Regions from separate parts of the Mus musculus genome. Here region 2 is linked to region 1. The links are chromatin loops, found by intact Hi-C in ENCODE. Cell type or tissue: gastrocnemius. All regions are shown on one strand. Each heading gives the region's core, and the rest is flanking DNA. Links, peaks and the distances in the headings are about the cores only.

Region 1 (5,588 bases), core at 713-4,712:
AGTGATGTGGGCTAAGGATGGGGAACCTGGGAAAGAAATGGCTTGAGAAGATGGAAGTACAAGGCTAGAGGGCTCCAACACCCTGGCAAGAAGGGTCTGGGGCCTTCAAACTCTCAGCCTAGAGACATGGGTGTGGGGAGACGGGAGGAGGAGGGGAGGACATTTCTATCTCGTGACAAAAGAAAGTCACACAATTGTTTTGTTCTCTGCTCTGGAGCGGGTGGGCGCCTGTATTTACCAGAGGGACTGAGGTCGCTGTGGCAACCACACATCTGGGCCCCGGGATCCAGATGTGCTGTATCCAGAAGCCATAGCAGAATGATGAGGCAAACACTGGGCTCCCCAGTCCTGGCCCCCACAGCCAGGGAGAGGACTAAGCTTGGAGTGAGGCGCAGGGAGGGAGGGAAGCATGGAGGGAGAGAGAAGAGGCGGTGGGACAGAGTGAGGGGGTCTGACTGTGGTGTGAACAGAAGAGGGGACAGAACGGAGACCACTGCACACAGCCAGCGGGAAGAGATGTGAAGACCAAGGAGCAGGACAAGGCAGAGGAAGGGTAAACTGTGAAGAGACACAGAGAGAGAACTAAGCAGCCAACAGAGTGGTGGGCAGAGGGTGAAGACCCCCAACTATGACCCCAGAGCTGACCAGGAAGCAGTGGGCCTGAGGCAGGAAGGGGCTGCTTAGGTGCCAGAGTGACAGCGGGCTGGCATGCTGAGGGGGCACCACAGAGCAGACTGGACAGAAGGGAGCCTGTACTGGCCTGCAGGGCAACAGACAAGCCCGTTTGCACCTGTGACCCTGCAACCCCATCTCCGCGTCTCTCCTTGGCCCCCATGATGCCCCTCCCCCATGTCTGAGGGTCCCAGTCTTCCACCACTTGGAAGTGCAAGGGAACCATCCCAGAGTCCTCAGTGTGGGGTGCCAGCTCTTGGAGCACCTTCTCAAATGGGTCGGGGACGTGATGGGTACAAGGTGAAGCAGACCCAGGACGGAGGCAGTGCCTAATAGTCCTGTCCAAGGACCAAGTTTCCCAGTACCACCCTCGGAAGTCAGGAGGAGGGTCACATCTTACAGAGGACGAGCCCAAGGTGTTTAAGGACATCAGCTAGTACAGGGCCGTGAAGCAGCCCAGGACCAGGCCATCTGCTTCCCTTACTCCCTGGATAAGGTGCTCAGGGATCCTGGGACAGGAAGTGGCTGTGGACCAGAGCTGCCCTCTGGAGGGAGGAGAGGCTGAGTTCCTGGGAGCCCTAGTTCCAGGTTGCCATAGTTCCCCAGTCTGTTTTCACCCCAAACACAGTAGGGATGGGTGAAGAGAGGAGGGGAAAGCCTGGCTGGACACGTGAGGTTCTTCCTCCCTCCTTCAGGGCTGGGCTTAGAGCCAGGCAGCCCCTGTCCAGTCATCTGGGCTCGGAGCCCAGGTCCAGCTCACACCCTCCAGCTGACCCGGGCCACTCCTGTAGGGTCAGGCCTAAGGCACTGCTGCAATGGGAGTGACTGCAGGGGACTCGCAGCCAGGCAGACTGGGGCCCTCATCTGGATCTGGTCCCTTTCCTCCCACTCGGAGCTCACGGCCCTATCTGCCTGAGCCACTGTCTCCATCCATCTGGGCCTCCCTCAGGTCTGTCTTCCTCAGTTCAGGGCCTAGAGGATGTCCTGTAATGTGCCCCCTTCTTCACCTCCCTACCAGGCCCCCTCCGCTGTGACCCCGCCTTCCTGGGCTTCAAGCCCTCTGGCCCCCACGCCTGTTGTTTGTGTGGACAGCTCATCCTGGAAAGCCAGGGGGGACCTGCAGCAGAGCAAGGGCTGGAGCTGCTGCACCCCATCAAGGGCGTGGGGCCCCTGTCCTGTCCTTCCTGTTTACTCAGACACATTCCGGTGAGATGTTCTATCTGCTGTCACGCCACAGACAGCTAGACAGACATGCCCTAGAGTTGCTGGGCTGGGACAGGGGGGACGGGGACATGAGGTCTGGCTCCTTCTCACCCCACCACGCCATCCTCAGTGCTGCTTCCTTTGATGCTGGCCCTATACACGTCACACACTAGGAAGGTGGCCGCCGTTCCTTTACACCCCTCCACGTTGTTTATTTAATAATAATAAAAAAAAGATACGCACACACATAAACTGACTTCTGCCACCCACAACCATCCCTTGTCCCACCTGGGGACCTAGTCCCACCTTGACTCCCAAACAGATAAAGGAGAGAATGAAGAGGATATGGGGGAAACCCTCACGAGGTACCCTCGGGGAAAGAGGACTGGGAGTGCAGGAATGAGAGGAGCCCTATATTTCTGGAAAGAGTGAGAAGAGAGGTGAACCACCCACCCTAGTCCCACTAAGTGCTTAACCCCCACACCCCGTCTTCCTTTACAATTGCCCCCGAGCCCCAGGATCAGGTTCCCTAACCCGGTTCTAAGTCACTGTGAGGTGAGGATGTCAGGGGTGATTGAGGTAGAGGGGCTGGGAGGCCTGATGGGCAGGACTAGCTGCGGAGCCTGGCAAGGGGCCACCTGTGGTATTGCCCGGGGATGGGGACGGCTGCTTCCGGAGCGAGGGGGGCACCGTAGAGGTCTTGATGTGAATCACCCTGGTGTCCATGACCTCACACTCGATCTGCATCATCTCCTCATAGTCCCCTGGGGGGCCCCGGCCTGACACGGTCTCTGTGTGAAGGAGAGAGGGAAGCGGGGAAGGGGAGGCAGACAGTGGTGGGTGGGGTGAGATGAGGAAGATGGTTAGAAAGTTGGGAAGAGGAGGAGGGCAGAGGCAGCCCACAGGCCGAGTGAGGCGGGCAGAGGGCTGGCGTAGGAAGGTAAGTGACAACAAGTAAGGGGCACATGGGACAGGAGGTCAAGAAAGAAAAGCCTAGCCGCCACCTATCAGAGCAGCTTTGGTCTGGTTGAGAAAGGATCTCACTGTGCAACCCAGACTCCCCATCTTCCCATCTCAGACTCCTGAGCCCTCAATGCTCAATTGCAGGCCCTTGTCTCCCCACTTTTTCTTCCCCTTGGTTCCAAGTCCCTCCTCGCACTTTTTCCCTTAGCGCCCCCTGCTGGTTCTCTATGAGAACTCCCTCCTTCCTCAGTTTTAGATTTCAGAACCCTCTCCATAGCCAGAGGGAGAATTACCATTGGGGGCCATGGCTGGCATCACCAGCGACATCTTGGGCCTGGATGTCTTGTTGTGGCTGATGGCTGGGAGCAGCAGGTGGTCCTAGGAGCAGAAGGGCCATGCTGGATGGCAGGGGAAGACACACTGACAGGTTCCCCAGCTGGGGACCCAGGGTGACAGGCACATGACAGGGGGAGGGGAGCTCACCCTTCGGAAGGAGACAACATAGAAGGTATCCTCCCTCCGGTCAATTGCGTCTAGAAACTCCGGCTGCGAGCGGCCGGGGTGGCGGTAGAGCTGCAGCTGGCCCACGGGGTCCCTAGGCAGGTGAGAACAGACTCAGGAAGCCTGGTGGAAAGGGTGACAGATTCCTCCGGAACAACAGCAGTGTCCTCCTGGGGTACAGCTCTCTCTAGTGACCTCACTTACGAGTGCTTACCCAGCACTTACCTTTCAGGGGGTCCTGGAGGTTGGGTGGGGACAGGTTTCACTGGAGGAGACTTCTTCCGTAGCTGAGACTTCTGGAAGGAGAAGTATCTAAAGATTTGAAGAGGGTAAAGGGAGGAGGGAAAAAGAGAGGCGGTCCCTGGAAGCTGGTGCCATCTCACACCCACTCCTCCATGTCCCCCAAGAACCCTTGAAATCTCTCTAAAATGTCCACCTGGAATCCCCAGGACAGTAGCTTTGTCTTGCTCTCACCTTCCTTGGCCCGCCCACTGGCTCCTACCTGTCTCTCCTGGGCCCTGTGAGGTATCTTCCGTCGACCTCTCTGGTGACGTTGGACCCAGCCACTCAGCTCATCAGCAAGCCTAGGGAGACAGACCACCAGCTCTAAGGAAGGCCAAAATGTATGCCCCATGCCCACAAGCAGGCATGAGAAGGCAGGGGAGCTGGCACTTCCACACAGAAGGACAGACTATGCACACCTCAGAGACTCAGTTCGGTTGAAATGGCGACAGTCTGAGGAGAGGAAGAGCTGGTCCAGGTCTCTCAGCAGCAGCTCCTTGGCTCCCCCGGGGAAGGCCGTCAGGTTTCTGAAGTGAAGCAGAGGAGGCAATGACCAGAGAGAGACTGCCCAGCACAGGACACCATCAAACCCCCGGGCCAAGAGCAACTTTGGCTCTACACCCTGCAAGGGCAGGCTTTAGGAAGATGACTCCTTCCTTCTTACAGGAGGGGTCTTTCTGCTTCTCACCTGAAGCTGGGCCTGCCTGCAGAGCTGGGCTGCTGCTCCCCGGGGCTCTGGGCGGCTTCCCGAAGGGGTTCCATGCCATGAGCTGGCCCTGGTTCTGAGAAGCCCAGCAGGTGCCTCTGGGGTCGAGGTTCCTCCCTGCTCATCCGAGGAGACATGGGAGCTGGAGGCGGCTCGCTGATGCTGTGGGCAGGGAAGCGGGGAGGGAAAGAATTCTGGCTTTCTCAGCTGTCTGGTGCAGTGCGAGTCAGGACTCTGCAGACTGAGGAAGGTATAACCTGTTCCACATGGCTGCATCTCCCTTCAGTGAGTGGGGAGTAGAGAGGATGCCAATCTCACAGGTCCAGGAAATAGGAAAGGAGAACGAGGACTCTAAGGCCTCATAGCCAGGGAGCCTGTGAGCCACTTACACGGGTGTGTCGGGGCAGGGGTTTGTGTGTACTTATGTACACATATGTACATGTGCATACAAAAGTCACTGCTCAGCACGACCCACCCTCTTCCTTTATTTGACACTGTCTCTCAGCAGCCTGCCATTCATCAAGGGCCAATGAGCCCCGGGGACCTGCCTGGCTCTGTCTTCCCATTGCTGTCCATGCTACCACATCCAGTCTTTTCAAAATTCAGGTTCAGGGATCAAATGTATGTCCTGGTGGTGGGGTGCCAAGCACCTGGCCCACTCCTGGGGTCAGTTCTCATTAACACTATCGCCACCCCCCACCCACCATGCACCTCCTCCGAGGGAAACAGTACACACTAGCAATGGCTGATGGAAACAGCATCTGGGCTGCAGGGGCGGGAATGCTTGTGTAAGTGGAACACAGTGCCCGGGGCTGAGCAGACAACTGAGCAGCTCATCTGTGAGGCTCAGCTCCATCCAGGGCTGCAGGGAGGTGGTGAGGGGCTCACCTCACAGGCCCAAAGTTGAAGGCAATGAAGAGAAGGAAGACCATGATGCAGACAACCTTCCTGTTTCCAGACCCCAGCTTGAGCCCGCTGTTCTGCAGGCAGAGGAAGACAGGAGGTGAGTGTGGTCTCGGGCCTGCCTTCCCAGCCCTCTCTCCAAGGGTAGCACAGGCTGACCTCTGCCAGCAGGGCCTCCAGCCGCCGCCGGAGGGCAGCGTTCTCCCTGCGCAGCTGCTGGTTGTCGGCCAGCACAGCCTGCAGCCGGGCCTCCAGGCCTTGCAGGTACTCTTTCTTCTTGCGGCGGGACTGGCAGGCCGACTCTCGATTCTTGATCATCCGCTGCTGCCGCTTCAACAGCTTTGCCTTGCACCAGTGA
Region 2 (4,927 bases), core at 149-4,148, 59 kb before region 1:
GCTTTCTCGGTGGTTTTCCCTTTCAGAAAACATCTCTGGCTCACTAGCATGGGAGGTGTGTGCTGATGTGGCAAGCCTACATTGTGAGGAGCTAAAGTTGCTCCAACAGGGCGGTGGGAAGCAGCCCTTGAGGGGATGGCTGGGCTTGAGAGAGAAAGCAGGGAATCCTCAAGGCCTTTCCTTCCTGCTTGGCCTGGCTTCTCCTGTTCTTTCAAATGACTGATTAACACCTGGGGTGGGGTGGGCACAAACTCTCCCTTCTCTGGCTCTGGCCAGGCCTCTCCCCCTCCCTCCTGTCCACTCCAGTCAGTTCCGTGGTCTTCAGACCAGGCAGGACAGCCTCACCTGTCACTCCCAAGGCAGAGATGGGTCCCAGGCGCTTCCCTCCAGTGAGCCCATAGAGCAGGAACTTGTATTTCCTGCCTGGCTGTAGACCCTCTATGGTGACCTCTCGCTGGTCTGCAGCCAAGGACACCGTCTGGAGCTGCCCATCCCTGTCCTTGTACTGGACCAGGAAGGAGTCAAAGGGACCCTGGGCCACAGACCAAGAGAGGTGCATGGAGTCAGAGGTCTCCTCTGTCACTGACAGTTCACCGAGGCGGGGCTGTGGTGTCTTCTCCACGGGAGCTGAGAGGAGGGTAGGAAGATTCAGTTCACAGTCTTCAGAGGAAAGCAAGGATACATGTGTAGCCTTGGGGACAGACACCCAGCCCGTAGATGACAGACAATGCTTGGAAGAGCTAGTGTAATGAGGGTTTGGTGGGGCAGAATTATGGTATCTGAGGGCTCCAGGCCCTGAAGTCTGCTTGGGTGAATCACGGACCTGGGAGTTGGGTCATGGGCCCACCCTACCCCTTCCTTGGTGCTGAGTCATGGGCACAAAAGTACCAGAATTTTCCATAGACTTTCTGCAGCCAAGGCCTCCCTTTCTATCTCCTGACTTAGGGTTGGGAAGAAGGAAGACAGTGGGATACTTGTCACATGGGGAGCAGTGGGCTGTGGGTCACACAGGGAGCTCTGGGCTGAGTGTCACACAGGGAAGACAGTGGGCTGTAAGTCACACAGGGAGCAATGCAGGTCACACAGGGTGCAGTGGGCTGCAGGTTACACAGTGAGCAGTGGGCTGCAGGTCAGACAGGGGAGGAGGTAGGTAGTGATGCACAGCAGGTGGCCTACCCATACCATGTGGCTAGTAAGGACTGGCCTGGTCTTTGATCCCAGGTTAGCCAAGCCTAAAAGCTGCTTTCCCTTGGCAGCAGAAGTGGAAGGAAACAGTGTGAACAAAATGCTGAGGTCCTGCCCAGCCCAGGAACAGAGATTTGCCTTTGCTGAAAAGACCTTTAGTCCCAGACTGAAGACAAGATTAGTCCCTGGAAGGCCCTGGGGATGGGAGCTTCACAAGGCGGGAGGCAGGCCCTCTGCTCACCCGTGGTGCCCTCCACGGAGACAGGCCCCAGCCGTTTGAGGCCTATGAGGCCGAAGAGCAGGAACCTGTATTTTCTATTGGGCTCCAGGCTGGAGATGGTGACCTCACGTTGGTCTGCTGCTGCAGGCACGACCTGGACCTGCCCTCCCCTGTTCTTGTACTGGACTAAGAAAGAGTCGAATTCACCCTCAGGAACAGTCCAGGAGAGACCCACGGAGTTTTGGGTCGTGTCTGTCACGGTGAGCTCCCCAAGACGAGGAAGCAGCTTTGCATCAGAGACTGGAGAGGAGAGGAGACTGCTTAGAGAGTGTAGAGCAGTTGCAGGGGTGACGGGCTCTGGTTTGGGTCCTCTGGTTTTGGTGGGTTATTGGGCAGGGGTAGGGGTAAAAGAGCCTCCAGCAAAGGAGGCAAGTGTGCCTTCCTCATTCTGAAGACAGTAAGGAGAAGGACCAGAGGGAGGTATGAATTTGGGTAGATCTGACAAAGAAATGGGTCAGCAAAGGTTTGGAATGTGGGACACTGAAATGTGAAATTCCAACAGTTGCCACAAGGGTGCAGCGGTGGACGGGGGCTGATGCCAGGCCCTCACTCACCAGTCTTTGCTTCTGTGGAGACAGGGCCATGGCGCTTCCCATCCTTGAGTCCAAAGAGTAGAAACTTGTACTTTCGGGCTGGCTCCAAACCTGAGACGGTGACCTCACCCAGGTCTCCACTCACAGGCACCATCTGGGGCTGCCCCTGTGTGTCCTTGTACTGGACCAGGAAGGAGTCGAAGGGGCCCTGGGCCACAGTCCAGGACAGGTGCACTGTACTGGAAGTCACTTCTACTGCAGCCAGCTCTCCCAGGCGGGGCTCTATGGGGGGCTCTGTGGTCAGAGAGGCTGCAAGAGAGTATATGAGACTGAGGAATGGGGACCAGGCAGTCCCTAGGCTGCAAAGCAGCTTCTCAGGGCCTCTTCTAACTCTCTACCCAACCCCAGCCATGGACGCCCCGCAACTGCTGCAGGCGGCTCACACTTAGGAGAATCTCCCAAGTGTGTTTAGCACAGAGTTCTCAGCCTGTGGGTCAAGACCCCTTGAAAAACTAAAATATTATACCTCCAAAGCATCTTTGCCTTTAAAATAACAAACCTCCAAAAATATTTGCATTATGATTCATGACAATAGCGAGGTTAGCCACGTGGTGGTGGCACATGCCTTTAATCCCAACACTCAGGAGGCAGAGGCAGGAAGAAGATCTCTGTGAGATCGAGGCTAGCCTGGTCTACAAAGAGAAAGAGTGCCAGGACAGCTAAAGTTATACAGAAAACCTTGTCTCAAAAACAAACAAACAAACAAAACAAGCAAGCAAAAACAAAACAAAACAAAAACAGTAGTTGGGGTCACCATGACATGAAGAACTATATTAAAGGGTCACAAAGAGGGCTCAGTGGTTCAGAGCACAAGCTGCTCTTCCAGAGGTCCTGAGTTCAATTCTGAGCAACCATATGGTGGACCACAACCATCTGTAATGGGGTCTGATGCCCTCTTCTGGCATGCAGGCATACATGCAAATAGAGCACTTGCATGCATTAAATAAATAAGTTCTTAAAGAAGTTTTAAGGGTCACCCCATTAGGAAGGTTGAGAATCACTGGTTTAGCAGGTGTCACCATGAATGTCCCTCTGCTGCAGGAGCAGACACGACATGCGAAAAGCTTTATAAAACCCCACATAGTCCAGTTGGAGGCAGACCAGGACCCAAATGCAGAGCATTTGACGAGTCACCAGATACCCAGAGAGACAGCTAGGAATGAAGGAATGTGGGACTTAGTGGTGCTCTGGAGTGAGGGAGGAAGGCTGTATGGGGAAGGACAGGGGACAAGAACAGCTCTGAGGGCAGCCACACCGACCCATATTCTAGGTGAGGGGATCAGAAGCTTAGTGTCTGACACCAGAGGGACAGCTTGGAAGAAAGGGAGAGGGAAGGACAGGGCAGACAGGAAGGAGGAAAGATAGGGTCTTGAGAAGAAGCAGGTCTCAGTTTTCACTCACCAGTCACACCCACAGTCGACACGGGACCCACACGACGCCCCTCATGGAGCCCATACAGGTTCATCTTGTACTTGCGCCCAGGATCCAGGTCTCTCACGATGACCTCCCTCTCCTGGCCCCCGACACGCATCACCTGGGGCCGCCCATCACTGTCCTTGTACTGGACAGTGAAGGAATCAAAGTCTCCCTGGGGAACGGTCCAGGAGAGGCTCAGAGAGTCTGGGGACGATCCTGTCACTGTCAGCTCTCCCAGGAGTGGCTCCTCAGTGGGCTCTGGGGCCTCTATGCTGGGCTCTGTGGGGCTGGGGGGCTCTTCCACTGCAGCTGAAAAGGCGACAGAGAGGTTAGCAGGGTCTCCAGCAGATGTCCCTGACTCTTGAGAAGATGAAAGATGCTAAGGCTACCAGATGGGTCCCGATGTCATTTCAGAGAAGCCCTCTTTGAGTCCAGTGGCCCTGTTTACCTGATCAACATGCTCAAGCTTTTCTGGGTGTGTGAGTTTGTGTGACCTGATGCAACCTGAGCAGCTACCAGCACAGCAACGGCTTCTGTGGAAGCCCTTGCCCAGGGAGATAGGCCCACCACAGGAGGGACACACAGGCTACACCCTCAGCTACAGCAGCTCTGTTACTGAACACTTCAGTCACTATTGACCTATCAATTCCAGCTCATCTAACCTGAAGTCACTCCCCATTGAGTCCTCCACCCTGTGAGGATCCCACAGTCCACTCACTTGTCACCCCAACAGTAGACACGGGGCCAAAACGCTGACCACTGTGGATGCCATACAGGTTCATCTTGTACTTGTGGTCTGGCTCCAGGCCAGAGATGGTGACCTGGTCCTCATGCCCTGGCACCCGCACCACCTTGGGCTGCCCATCCCCGTTCTTGTACTGGATCACGAATTGCTCAAACTGCCCCTCAGGGACTGTCCAAGAGAGGCTCAGGGAATCAGACGTGGCATCTGTCACAGTCAGCTCTCCCAGGTGTGGCTTCTTAGGAGGGGGCTCAGGAGTTGTGGTGGGCACCACCTGTGTGGTCAGAGCTTCCTTCTCTGGAGATGGACACACACACACACACCACATTAGCTCTTCTCTGATCTTGGAATATAAAGAAGCATTTATAAACAATACGAGCAGCAGTGACTCCACCACATCTCCTCTGTCTTTCCAGACTTCCATTCCTAGAACACACCCAAATTTCTGCCAACACCCATGTGACTTCTCTCTCTCCATTCCTTATCTTTTTTGAACATGCTCCACATAGCCACTACCCTGTCTCCCCTGAACTGGCTCTCCTTGATGGACTTTCTTGCTGGGCTCAGATCTTTGCCCTGACCACGTTTAGAAACTTCTTTACTCACCAGTCATGCCCACGGTGGACACGGGGCCCACGCGACGCCCCTCATGGAGTCCATACAGGTTCATCTTGTACTTGCGCCCAGGATCCAGGTCTCTCACGATGACCT

The links. Hi-C counts contacts between places; a loop is a spot of excess contacts. Peaks named below come from ENCODE experiments on the same cell type or tissue, not always from the same donor. Only the 100,000 strongest peaks of a DNase experiment are listed, where the experiment ranks them.
Region 2: a loop joins it to region 1, with 10 times the contacts of the local background. A loop is called at or near these places in 15 of 42 quality-filtered maps.

What each region holds. Positions count from the first base shown.
Region 1 is chr17:34,651,549-34,657,136 of GRCm38, reverse strand. It overlaps Atf6b (activating transcription factor 6 beta), which reads right to left. Exons shown (of 18, transcript NM_017406.4): 10 at 5,390-5,575; 11 at 5,216-5,307; 12 at 4,310-4,489; 13 at 4,041-4,148; 14 at 3,842-3,923; 15 at 3,565-3,635; 16 at 3,322-3,433; 17 at 3,132-3,216; 18 at 2,063-2,666. The coding sequence ends at 2,440. Among named protein-coding and RNA genes, the nearest start is that of Atf6b, 7.2 kb to the right of the region's middle. In gastrocnemius, for the core only: CTCF peaks have their summits at 1,224 (motif pointing left) and 3,061 (motif pointing left); DNase peaks (open chromatin) are centred at 1,414, 2,609 and 3,106; H3K4me3 peaks cover 1,152 bases; H3K27ac peaks cover 2,670 bases.
Region 2 is chr17:34,710,290-34,715,216 of GRCm38, reverse strand. Tnxb (tenascin XB) reads right to left here. Exons shown (of 33, transcript NM_031176.2): 17 at 3,460-3,783; 18 at 2,020-2,307; 19 at 1,427-1,705; 20 at 346-627. Among named protein-coding and RNA genes, the nearest start is that of Gm24389, 25 kb to the right of the region's middle. In gastrocnemius, for the core only: a CTCF peak has its summit at 1,983 (motif pointing right); a DNase peak (open chromatin) is centred at 2,005.